Regions from separate parts of the Homo sapiens genome. Here region 1 is linked to region 2. The links are chromatin contacts, found by Hi-C in ENCODE. All regions are on one chromosome and are shown on one strand. Each heading gives the region's core, a stretch centred on a gene start or an enhancer-like site at or near the end of the contact. The rest is flanking DNA. Distances are from core to core; before and after follow the strand shown. Region 1 holds the start of LRRC36 (leucine rich repeat containing 36). Region 2 overlaps TK2 (thymidine kinase 2).

What was found. Hi-C counts contacts between places; a loop is a spot of excess contacts on that map. Pooled maps may share reads with other maps.
Region 1: a pooled map shows a loop between it and region 2 (3-fold over the local background). The contact joins the promoter of LRRC36 here to the enhancer-like site in region 2. A Hi-C loop is called at or near these places in 2 of 37 single-sample maps with no recorded cell type and 5 of 50 pooled maps.

What each region holds. Positions count from the first base shown.
Region 1 is chr16:67,322,563-67,329,011 of GRCh38, reverse strand. It overlaps LRRC36 (leucine rich repeat containing 36), which reads right to left and starts at 2,197. Exons shown (of 14, transcript NM_018296.6): 1 at 2,080-2,197. The coding sequence starts at 2,149. It overlaps KCTD19 (potassium channel tetramerization domain containing 19), which reads left to right and starts at 2,271. Exons shown (of 16, transcript NM_001100915.3): 1 at 2,271-2,307. The coding sequence starts at 2,305. RefSeq lists a silencer at 2,155-2,304 and an enhancer at 4,060-4,139.
Region 2 is chr16:66,520,524-66,526,252 of GRCh38, reverse strand. The region is part of intron 6 of TK2 (thymidine kinase 2); the gene reads left to right. Among named protein-coding and RNA genes, the nearest start is that of TK2, 27 kb to the left of the region's middle. RefSeq lists enhancers at 1,892-2,021, 2,242-2,351, 3,751-3,820, 5,725-5,729. Within about 2 kb of position 1,297, at least 21 of the 41 ENCODE cell types and tissues checked have a DNase peak (open chromatin) inside an H3K27ac peak, as active enhancers do.

The DNA.
Region 1 (6,449 bases), core at 948-3,447, 800 kb before region 2:
CTTGAAATGCGGAGGTGGAGATTACAGTGAGCCGAGATCACGCCACTGCCCTAGAGCCTGGGTGACAGAGCAAAACTCTATCTGAAAAATAATAAAAACAATAAATAAATAAAATACTACTGAAATATTTATGGAGGAAATCACATACTTGGAATTTGCTTCAAAATAGTCAGTGTAGGGGGTTGGAGGTGGGTGGAGGATAGGTGAGGTATACGTGAAAGAAGCTTGGCCATGAATTGATGATAACTGTTGAGGTAGGCTAATAGAGTTCATTATTCTGTTATCTCTACTCTTGTATATATTTGAAAATTGCCATAATATAAAATTATAAAATAAGTGATAAATGCTTATATATGTAGAGAATATTTCTGGAAAACTATCCAAGATACTGGTAACAGTAATTGCCTTTAGGAAGGGGAACTAGGCCTATGAGACGGGGATGGGGGAGTAAAGACTTTCTTCTCACTGTACAATTTTTATTTTATTTATTTATTTTTTCGAGACGGAGTCTCACTCTGTCACCCAGGCTGGAGTGCAGTGGCGCGATCTCGGCTCACTGCAAGCTCCGCCTCCTGGGTTCACGCCATTCTCCTGCCTCAGCCTCCCGAGTAGCTGGGACTACAGGCGCCCGCCACCATGCTCCGCTAATTTTTTTTGTATTTTTAGTAGAGACGGGGTTTCACTGTGTTAGCCAGGATGGTCTCGATCTCCTGACTCGTGATCCGCCCGCCTCGGCCTCCCAGAGTGCTGGGATTACAGTCGTGAGCCACCGCGCCTGGCCCTCACTGTACAATTATTATATTACCCACAGAATAAATTAATTGAATTATTTTAACAGTCAAAATGAGTAAATATTACATATTTCCCCCCTCTACCAAATTAATCATTAGACTACCGACATGCTCTAGTATATCCTTCCTGTTCTGTTCTTGACTGCACATCATACGCTTCAGCTACCATCTATTTCTGCAGTCTCTTTTACAGCTAAAATTTTCAGCAAAAGTTCTTACTTTCACTGTCTCTTCCCCTCAAATATCATTTCCCTTTTTCATCCCACTCCAATCTGGTTTCCCTCCTCCCCACCCTCCCAAAACTCCCTCTGTCAAGGTCACCAGTAAGTTCCATGTTGCTAAATCTAACAGACACTCTGCATTTAAGTTGCTCAGCCTGTCAATAGCATTTGGCACAGTTGGCCATTGCTTGCTCGATACACTACCCCTTCTCAAATTCCAAGATACCACATTCTTCCTCTATACAACCTCTAAACACTGAAATATTCCAAGGTTGAGTCTTAAGCTTTCTTTCACTTCTCCATCGACATTCTCTCCTTAGCTGAGTTCATCCACTCCCGTAGCTTTAAATACCACCTATTGCTAATGTCTCCAAAATTTTCATCTCTAACCCTGACCTCTCCTCTGAGGTCCAGACCCATATATCCAACTGCCTACTAGGTACCTTACACTTGGATGTCTAATAGACATTTTATTATTTATTTATTTTATTTATTATTATTATTTTTGAGATGGAGTCTCGCTCTGTCGCCCAGGCTGCAGTGCAGTGGTGCGATCTCGGCTAACTGCAACCTCCGCCTCCCGGGTTCAAGCGATTCTCCTGCCTCAGCCTCCCGAGTAGCTGGGATTATAGACTTGAACCACCACGCCGGGCTAATTTTTGTATTTTAGTAGAGACGGGGTTTCACCATGTTGGCCACGCTCAGGTGATCCACCCGCCTCCGCCTCCCAAAGTGCTGGGATTACAGCGGTCAGCCACCGCCCCCCGCAGTTCTGTCACCTGCGGCAGGGTCCCCTGTTAACCTTGTTTCTCCTTCCCTACTTCACACTCCCCTCTTCTCTCTCAATTCCTCGGGCTCTGCCCCACACCCTCCCGTTACTTCAGTTCCTCCACCTCCACCTCCCTCTAACCTTCTGCCTCAAGTTATCCCCCCGCCCCCCAGCCTCAGGTACCGCTTCTCTGTGGTTCCCTCGCCTCTATCTCAGGTTCCCCGCCTTCCACTTCAGTTTTCTTTCCACAGCTTCTGACCCTACGTTCCCAGTCCACACCCTCCCGGCCAGACCCTACCCGGCTGCTCCAGCGTCAGCGCCCCCAGGCGGCGAATGCCTTCCTCGTCCAGCTCCCATTGCTCCGCCATCCCCGCCCGCCGCTCACCTGCCACCGCCCGCGAGACCACCCGGCGCACGCCAGGCCCCGCCCACTGCCCCGCCCCCCGCGCGCGCGCCGCCGCGACCCCGGGAACCGTTATTGGCCGGGTCACAAGCCCGCCCGCCCGCTGCTGGAGCCGCGACCATGGTACGGAGCCCGCTCTGGCGGGGGCGCCAAAAGCACCAAAGCGGCGAATGGGGGCCGCTGTGGCCAAGGATTGGGGCTAAGTGGTTCGAGACCTGGCTCTGGGGCATGGGAGAGAGCGAGGGGCCCCCAGCCGGGAAGGATTTGGGGGGCTGGCTCTGAGGAGTTAGAATAACGCTCTGTCTTGAGGGATGAAGTGTTCTGGCTCTGAGGATGTGGGGGACTCCGGTTCTGAGGGCTGGGCGTGTGCCCCTTTGACGGGGTGGTCTTCATATCTCAGCGCTGGGGGATGCTGACTTTGGGGCAAGGCGAGGGTGTGTGTGAAGGGGAGATCCAAATCTGAAGGATTGGAGCGTGGGGACAGAACTCTAAGGCATGATGGGGAGCTCCAGATCTGAAAGGTTGGGAATCCTGGCTCTGAGGAGTTGGGGTCCTGTCTTTAGAGCATGAGGAAGTTCTAGCTCTAGAAATTGACTTGGACGGGCTGGGCGCGGTGTCTCACGCCTGTAATCCCAGCACTTTGGGAGCCCGAGGTGGGCGGATCACCTGAGGTCAAGAGTTCAAGACCAGCCTGGCCAACATGGTGAAACCCCATCTCTACTAAAAATACAAAAATTAGCCGGGTGTGGTGGCACGGCCTGTAGTCCCAGCTACTCGGGAGGCTGAGGCAGGAGAATCGCTTGAACCCGGGAGGTGGAGGTTGCAGTGAACCGAGATTGCACCACTGCACTCCAGCCTGGGCGACCTGAGTGACAGAGCCAGACCTTGTCTCAAAAAAAAAAAAAAAAAAAAGGTAAGAAATTTACTTGGACGGAGCTTCTTCGGGGGAGAAGGATCAGCGTGGGAAAGAGAGAAGCTCTTTGTAATGGGGTGGGGATGACTGCTTTAGGGCTACCCCGTTTCCTGAAGTCAGTCCGGCAAGAAGCCTTTTGTCTTTCAAGCACCACAGGTTCCCCTAAGCTTGCCTGTGACTGAGGGCTGTCGCCAGGCTGCGATAGCTCTGCACTAACCAGCCCCTGAGTAGTCTTTGGGAAAGAACAGCCGCATCCCTAACCCCTACCCTCACTCCAGCAGGCACTTAAGAGCCCACCTGTGGATGGGACATGTATGTAAGAAGGAGCCAGGACCCTCTTGTCACACCCTATCCTTAACAAGAAAAGAGGGTGGGCTGGGCGTGGTGGCTCACGTCTGTAATCCCAGCACTTTGGGAGGCCGAAGCATGTGGATCACGAGGTCAGGAGATCGAGACCATCCTGGCTAACACAGTGAAACCCCATCTCTACTAAAAATACAAAAATAAAACAAAATAAAATAAAATAAAATAAAATAAAGCCGGGCGTGGTGGCGGGCGCCTGTAGTCCCAGCTACTTGAGGAGGCTGGAGGCTGAGGCAGGAGAATGGCGTAAACCCGGGAGGTGGAGCTTGCAGTGAGCCAAAATCGTGCCACTGCACTCCAGCCTGGGCTAGAGAGCGAGACTCCGTCTCAAAAAAAAAAAAAAAGAAAAAAAGAAAAAAAGAAAAAAAAGAAAGAAAGAAAAGAGGAACTGAGACCAGAACTGGGGCTCACCTTCGAGAAGTAGGTTTTCTTTGGCATCCAACATCTGCACACTCTGAGCACCCCCATTGAGCTCTCAGCCACCTTTAAGGAGAACAGAAAGCAGAATCAAGGGTCCTTCCTTGCATATTTATGCTTTCTGGTCTATGTGAGACCCTTAGTCACTCCATTTGTTACATTCAGCCTTTGCCTGAACATGAACTTGTAGAAAGGCTTTTAGAAGGGCTGGGACTTAGAATTCTAGGTTAGCTCATTAGATTGACTTTTCTGGCTCTGCTTCTGTCAGTTATGCAATCATTTCACAATTTGTCATATTTCTCTTATTACCCCCTTTAACTCTTCTAGTCTCAAATGTGGCATATATAATTGCTCTTCTTTATGTCTGAATATTGCTGTGGGAGAGATGGACCCCATCCCATTCTTTCTTGCATGCATTTATTTTCCTTCCTCAGCTGTCAGAATGGGAAATGCAGGTTCTTTCTGGAGCAGGGAGCTTTTCCTTTCTTAAGTAATCACCTCTTACTTTAACACTGTTTTTCCCCCACGAACGTCTTAATGCAATTTTATAAACACAGAAAGATTGAAAGAATTGTACAGTGAGCACCATATATCCACCACCTGCATTCTACAATCAACATTTTGCTCATATTTGTTTTATCACATGTCCATCTAGCAATCCTATCTGTCCATCAATCTGTCTTTTTTAAATTCATCTCAAAATAAATTGCAGATATCAGTACATTGCAGTCCAATCACTTCAGCCTGCATAATTTTTAATTAGAATTCGATATTGTTTTATGGTTCTTTTTAGGTAAAATTCTATATACTATTTACTACCCTTTAAAAAATATTTTTACAAGGGTAGTGCCCTTTATTTTAAAATTTGATATGGATGGTTTGTATGTTTGATGGCTCTCTACTTTTCCATCGTATTGATAAACTAGGTCATCTTGAAACAAAGAAGACAATTCACTTATAAATAGATGACCTTAAACTTTTTTTTCAACAACCTCTTGTCCAACAGATGTACAGATGACCTTAAACTTTTTTTTCAACAACCTCTTGTCCAACAGATATACAGATGACCTTAAACTTTTAACAATGAGCTGAGGAAGGTTAGTGATCTTTGCTGCCTTTGTATATATGAAAAGGTATCTATAGCATTCATCCTCCAGTAATGTAATGTCTCTGCAGGTAAGATCCCAAGAGAGTTCTGCATGCGCTCCATGGAATGGACAGTACCTCATCTTTTTTTTTTTTTGTAGATCTATTGAGATATAATTCACATACCATACAATTCACACATTTTAATGTGTACAATTCAGTGAGTTTTAGTATGTTCAGAGTTGTGCAACTATCATCACAATCAATTTTAGAACATTTTCACCATCCCCAAAAGAAATCCCATACTCATTAGTAGTCACACCCCATCTCCCCATAGCCTCTCCAGCCCTAGGCAACCACTAATCTATTTTCTATCTCTAGAAATTTGCCTTGTCCACACATTGCATGTGGATGGAATCATATGTGATTTTTTGTTTGGCTTCTTTCCCTTGGCATAATGTTTCGAATTTCATCCATGTTGTTATCATGTATCAGTACTTCATTCCTTTTTATTTTTTATTTTTTTAGAGACGTGCCTCACTCTGACGCCCAGGCTGGAGTGCAATGGCACGATCACAGCTCACTGCAGCCTCAAACTCCTGGGCTCAAGTGAATCTCCTGCCTCAGCCTTCCAAAGTGCTGGGATTACAAGCACAAGCCACCATGTTCATCCCATTCCTTCGTATTGACAAACAATATTCCATTGTGTGGATATACTACATTTTGTTTACTCATCTGTCAGTTGATGGACATTAGGTTTATTCCAACCTTTTGGCTATTATGTTCTATGAACATTAGTCTAGAAATTTTGGTGTGGACATATGTCTTTATTTGTCTTAAGTGTACACCTAGGAGTGGAATTGCTGGCTCATAGTAGAATAACTCCATGCTTTACATTTTCAGGACCCACCAAACTGTTTTCCAAAGTGCCTGCACCATTTTACACCTCCACCAGCAGTGCATGGGGGTTCTGGTTTCTTTGTCGACACTTGTTATTACCTATTGTTTTCATTGTAGCCATACTAATGGGTGTGAAGTAGTATTCTGTTGTGGGTTTTGATTTGCATTTCTCTGATGACTAAGGATGTTGAGCATCTTTTTTCGTTCTGTTGGTCATTTGTATATATTCTTTGGAGAGATGTCTATTTAGATGCTTTGCCAATTTTTAAATTTGGTTGTCTTTTTGTTATTGAGTTTAAGAGTTCTTTATATATTCTAAAAACAAGTTCTTTATCAGACAAATGATTTGCAAATATTTTGTTCCATTCTGTGAGTTATCTTTTCACCTTCTTGATGGTGCCCTCTAAAGCACAAATGTTTTTAAATTTTGATTAAGTTCCATTTATCTATTTTTTTGGTCACTTTTGCTTTTAGTGTCACATCTAAGAAAGTTTTGCCTACTCCAAAGTCATGAAGATTTTCTATTTTCTTCTAAAGATTTTATGGTTTTAGGCTGGGTGCAGTGGCTCACGCCTGTAATCCCAGC
Region 2 (5,729 bases), core at 48-2,547:
CACCTCCTTCGTGTCTTAGGACCCTTTTGTGGGTCCTTGCCCACCTTGGTCTTTATTAAATTTGTGAGTTCCCCAATCCTACCCCCAAACCTGTAGGCCACCCAGCGCTAGGTAGATTTCCCCAGGAGCCATTTGTCTTTGTTTGGCCGGTCACAGTTCCTGCTGATGGCCATGGGCTTTGGTAACTCACGCCCATGGTCCTGCATCACCACATTTCTGATGCGTCAGTTCTGTATCTCCCAATCTCTGTGGTTACGGCATTGGTCTAGATGACATGGGCCTTGCCTGGAGCTGTTCTGTGGGTAGTTTAGGAAGAGAATGTAGCTTTTAATTTTTTTAGCTCTTTTCCTGTCCTGATGACTTTATATTTATGTCTCTCCCTGGCCCTCCCAGAATGCATGGCCTCTGTGGTTAGGATTTCTGTGGGACAATGAACCACAGAAGAAACTTACAGTGTCCTTTCTGTTCTTGGGATCTAATTGTTTTAAGTTCATATGGCTTTCGGGGGGCTCAGATTCCCCTGAAGACCTTGTTGGGGCCTTGAGATCCATCACTGGGATCTCTTGAAGCCAAAGGCTCTCAGTGGGCATGTGGCCTCGGGCACTCCAGAGGCTACTGGGAGCACTGTGGCTGCCTGGAGGGCCAGGCTATCTACCATGGTCTCCAGAGAGATGAGAAAAGGCGGTGTTCCTCAGACCCTTTCATCGGATTCCTCTGAAGGCAGAGGAAAGCTCCCCACAGCACTGCTTCCTCATCCTCCCAGACCCTGTGGTCCAAAGCAGCCACCTGCCAACAACCCAGAAGTTTCTTGGAGTCTCCTATTTTAACCTAGAATTCATTGGGATTTTGCATTTTCCTCCATAATATGTTCTTAAGTTTGTATCTAAAAATAATAATTTACATAACTTATCATTGAGGACAATGGATGTTCCTGTATTAAACACCATGCTTTGCATGTGGCTTGGAGTTCCCACTCCCTCAGCCACATACCCCAGAGTCCCTAAGTCCAGGAGGCAGAGAACCAAGGGGTAGCGGCATTCAAAACACCTTCCCAGGGCAAGTGATTCACTTGTGAACTGCACCTGCTTATGTGTTCCCTGGAAACGGGGGCATCTGCTCTCATGGTTAAGGAACAGGGCAGGGACCCATGGACAGGAGCTGCATTTACTGTCTGGTTGTTGACCCTATTGGGCAGATAAGGAACTGAGAAAGGATTACAAAGCCAGTGCTCCTTCCTGATCGGGCAGGAACTAACCACAGGAGGGGAAGGTGTTCCGAACCCTGCTGTGTGGGGGCAAGCAGCAAATGAGGAAGTGGCAGGAGGCATCTAGATTTCTCTCATCAAGGCCAAAGGCTTCAGGGCCCACTGGGTTCCCCAAAGCTGAGAATCCTGAGGTACTAGCCCAAGGGGGAGACTCTGCCTCTTTCCAGACAGGCTTTACCCTAAGCTTCTCCCACAACCACCTGTGCATCTTGTTTACAGGCAGATTCCACTTCAGTAGCACTGAGGTGGGGCCTGAGAGGCCACATTTCTAGCAGGTGCCCAGGTGGGACCATACTCCTACTGGTCGGGGATCACACTTTGAGGAATACGGGCCTCAGAAGAAGGTGGCAGGGCCGGGTGTAGTGGCTTATACTTGTAATCCCAGCACTTTGGGAGGCAGAAGGGGAAGGATCACTTGAAGCCAGGAGTTCGAGACCAGCCTGGGCAACAAAGTAAGACTCCCATCTCTACAAAAAATTTAAAAAATTAGCTGGGCCTGGTGGTGCACATCTGTAGTCCCAGCTACTTAGGAGGCTGAGGCAGGAGGATTACTTGAGCCCAGGAGGTCAGGGCTGCAGTGAGCTATGAGCATACCACTGCACTCCAGCCCAAGTGACACAGTGGGACTTTGTCTCAAAAAATAAAAATAAAAAAAGCTGGTAGCCAGGTGGTCCACAGGGCGCCCTCCATCCCAATGCCACGACCCTTTTCCCCTGGAGTTCTGACGGTAAGGTGGGCTTCCTTGGGGCTTCACTGGACCTTTGGGGGTCATAAGAACAAGAGCCTCGGCCTGAGGGTTGTCTTTGGGACCATGGTGAAAAGTTCTGCGCAGTGCAGGATTTCCTGTTTCCTGCACCTGGCCTGTGGTTTCTTAATTTCACATTTGTTGCTTCATATTTGGGTTGCTGGGGGCTGTGTTGTGTTATCTTTGTTTTTAAGGTTTCTGGACTTATTCCTAGGCCAAGAATCAGGCAGCCATAGGGCAAAGTAAAAAGTATTTTTAGCCAGAGCCACAGAAGGGATAAAGGGAAGGAAGACTAGAGCTTGGCCACTCTCCGGACAACTCCAGCTGCCCTCGATGGAGCGGTCATCCACAACGAAGTATTACTGAGAAAGTAGATGTGGGGTTTTTTTGTTTTTTGTTTTTTGTTTTTTTGATTTTGAGACAGAATCTTGCTCTGTTGCTCAGGCTGGATCACTCAGGCGATCTCAGCTCACTGCAACCTCTGCTTCCCAGATTCAAGCAATTCTCCTGCCTCAGCCTCCCGAGTAGCTGGGATTACAGGCGCCCACCACCACGCCTGGCTCATTTTTGTATTTTTAGTAGAGACAGGGTTTTACCATGTTGGCCAGGCCGGTCTCGAACTCCTGACCTCAAGTGATCTGCCTGCCTCAGCCTCCCAAAGTGTTGGGATTATAGGCGTGAGCCACCATGCCTGGCCAAAGTAGATGTTTTTAGAGGTTTCGGCTCCTTCAAAATGCAGATTACTGTCATTGTCACTACCTATGCAAAATGTAGCATAGAACTGACTTTGGCTGGGTCCTTTGCCCATACCTAGAATAAGGTGTCTTGGTTCCCACCTGCAGGGAGTTCAGCCAGGTACTGGGAACCACACGGTGGCATGTGGGGCGTCAGCTCCTGCCTGGGAGCTCGTGTTTCCTCATTTCCTGGGATGCTCTAGGAAAAGGCTTCCCAAAATGCCATGATGGGGAGCCCTTCACAAGGTGGGAGGGCACATTACCATTGCCCCTTCAGTGCTTGGGTTGATCTTTTTCTCCCTCTCAGAAGCTCTTGCAACCTTGGTTCAGGATCTGTGGGGGCCTAGACAGAAGGCTATATGGCAGGCTCAGGTCCCCAGAAAAGCCCACATATTGGAATCCTGCATCTCCTCGAAGTAAAATTTCTTGAAGGGTGTTCTTGCTCTTTGGGCTGTGAACAAATGAAGAGCTCGCCAGGGAAAAGACCCACCTCTTCTGGCACTGTCTACCCTGGCGAGGTTGGGGTGTGCAGAATGTAACTGCAGTTATGCCACCAGGGATTCGAGAGGGCTGTGTTAATTGCTGGAGAGGAAGATTCCAGTTACACAGTATCCTTAAAGACGGGAACTTCTTTTTCTTTTTTTTGAGACGGAGTTTTGCTGTTATTGCCCAGGCTGGAGTGCAGTGGTGCAATCTCGGCTCACTGCAGCCTCCACCTCCCGGGTTCAAGCGATTCTCCTGCCTCAGCCTCCCGAGTAGCTGGGATTAGTCATGTGCCACAACGCCCGGCTAATTTTGTATTTTTAGTATAGATGGGGTTTCTCCATGGTGGTCAGGCTAGTCTCGAACTCCCGACCTCAGGTGATCTGCCTGCCTCAGCCTGCCAAAGTGCTGGGATTACAGGCGTTAGCCATTGCGTCTGGCCAAAGACAGGAACGTGTAAGGGGCAGGCAGCTGGCTGGCATGAAAAGCTGAAGGTGGTGAGCAAGATTCATGTAGCTAAAGAGGCCACACAGGTGACTGTGTGGGCCGAGTAATGGGAAGCAAAGGTTTTACAAGATTGCCTGGTCGTCCTTTTCTAAGAACAGAAGTGAGGGCGTGGAGTGGGACCCAGCTCGGGAAGTGGCATGCTGACTCACCTGTGGCTTGTGGTTGGGGACACTGAGTAAGACCTGGTGTTTGGAACCACAGGCTGGGCCTCCTCCCCTGCTGATTGGCCCAGGGGCTTAAGTTCTTCCCAGCTCCTGTCTAGACTGAAACCTCCTGGTGTGGGTCATGCGCCTAAGAGCTGTGGCCTTCCTGGAGCTCAGGCTAGAGAGACACTGGACTTGATCCGAGTCAGCTGACAGACTGGGGTGGGCGGGTGGTGCAATGGAGAGCATTTGGGTTTGGGGGTAGGGAGAGCCAGGCTTGGACCCCTGCTCAGACAGAGTTGGCCTTCACTTCTCTGATCCTCAGGTTTCTTCTATAAACTGGGACTGAAGCCAGCCTCACAAGGTCTTGTGAAAACAAAAGGAAATAACGTATACAAGGGAGCTCTTCCATTCCATTCCGCACAGACTGGGGGGCTCTCTTGGCCTCAGGGAAGGATGCAAGAAATTGTACTGATGTAACAGCAGGATTCATGTGGATCAAGACCTTGGTTTTGCCCCCTTGGGGTCAGGGCAAGGGTGAGACCCCCATGCCCACTGTTGAGTTGTGTGCTTGGATTTGCCAAGCTTGGATTTGCTTGGTATTGCTCTCCGTGCATTCTGTAGAAATAAAGGCAGTGGCTTGTCTTGTCGGTGGTGTGGGGAGCCCCATGCTTGAGACAGACACAGGAGGAGCTGGGCAGAGTTCCTAGGAGGAAATACAGTTAGAGCAGCGCCCACTGTGCCCCATGTCCCTCGGAGTCATGGAGATCAGGCTTCTGTTTCCTCACTCAGCTCAGACACTGGTCATTCAGTCCTCCTGGATCCCCCAGCCTCTTCTGGCACATGGTTCTAGTCATGGAAGGGTTTTCAATAGGTCTGGCCTACTGACCCTGCCCATGGGAGGCCACCCGACCAAGGACCCCTTCCAAGAGCATTGGGAAGGGAGAGGCTGCCCCTCAGTCTGCACCAACCCTGTGGGGGAAGCCTTTTGTTTGGCTGTGATGGGGGTGGGAGTGGGAGGCCCCTGTGACTACCTGGAGCCGATTCCCAGGGGAGCTGTGGCAGGGGCAGAGCCACCGGAGTCTGTCAGTCCCAGAGTCCCCCACAGGTGTGACCCCCTCCCCATGTCTCCATGTGCAGACCCCCGTGTACTGTGACTGTTTTGCAGTGGTGGTTGGTTTGGTTTTAGTTAACACTGCTTCATTTGTTCTGAGCTGTGGTTCAGTTCCATGATCATATCTGTGGGCACCCTCCCAGCTCTGGGATTGGACAGAGTCTCCCTCGAGCTGTGCAGACGCATGAGGTACTCCGGTGGCTAGTCCAGCCTTGGACACTTGGGAGACTGTCCCATGGGCAGCTCAGCTTCTCCCCAGTTGCTGCTAACTGGCCCCACCCCTTTGGTGCCACCTCTTCTGTGCCCTCAAGCCATGAGTTTGCTGGAGTAGGCGAGAAGCTAATCAGCAGCTTCCTCATTGCACATCCTCATTTTCTTAGAGTCAATTTTGTTCTCAGTCTTCTTTTTCCAGAAAAGGAAAATAAGAGATAGTGGTTTGGTTTCTTGAACATCAAATATTCGGAGCTGAACTAACTGAAACCCAACTCAGGGTAGCCTGAACAATGAGGTGTCATCAACTCCCAACAGATGGCTTATTTGGTGCCTCTGGCCTGGTTTCTCTACATTTTGCTACTGTGCATCCTGTTCGTGTCCTCATGCAGTTCTCTCAGGGTGACAATGTAGTCGTGGCAGCATTGGGCTTCTCACTCGCTGGTTGGAGTAAGGGCAGGTGTCTTGCTAGTGGCTCTTCCCTAAGCGTGCGGAAGTATCTTTTCTGTAAGTCCCTGCAAACCTCCCT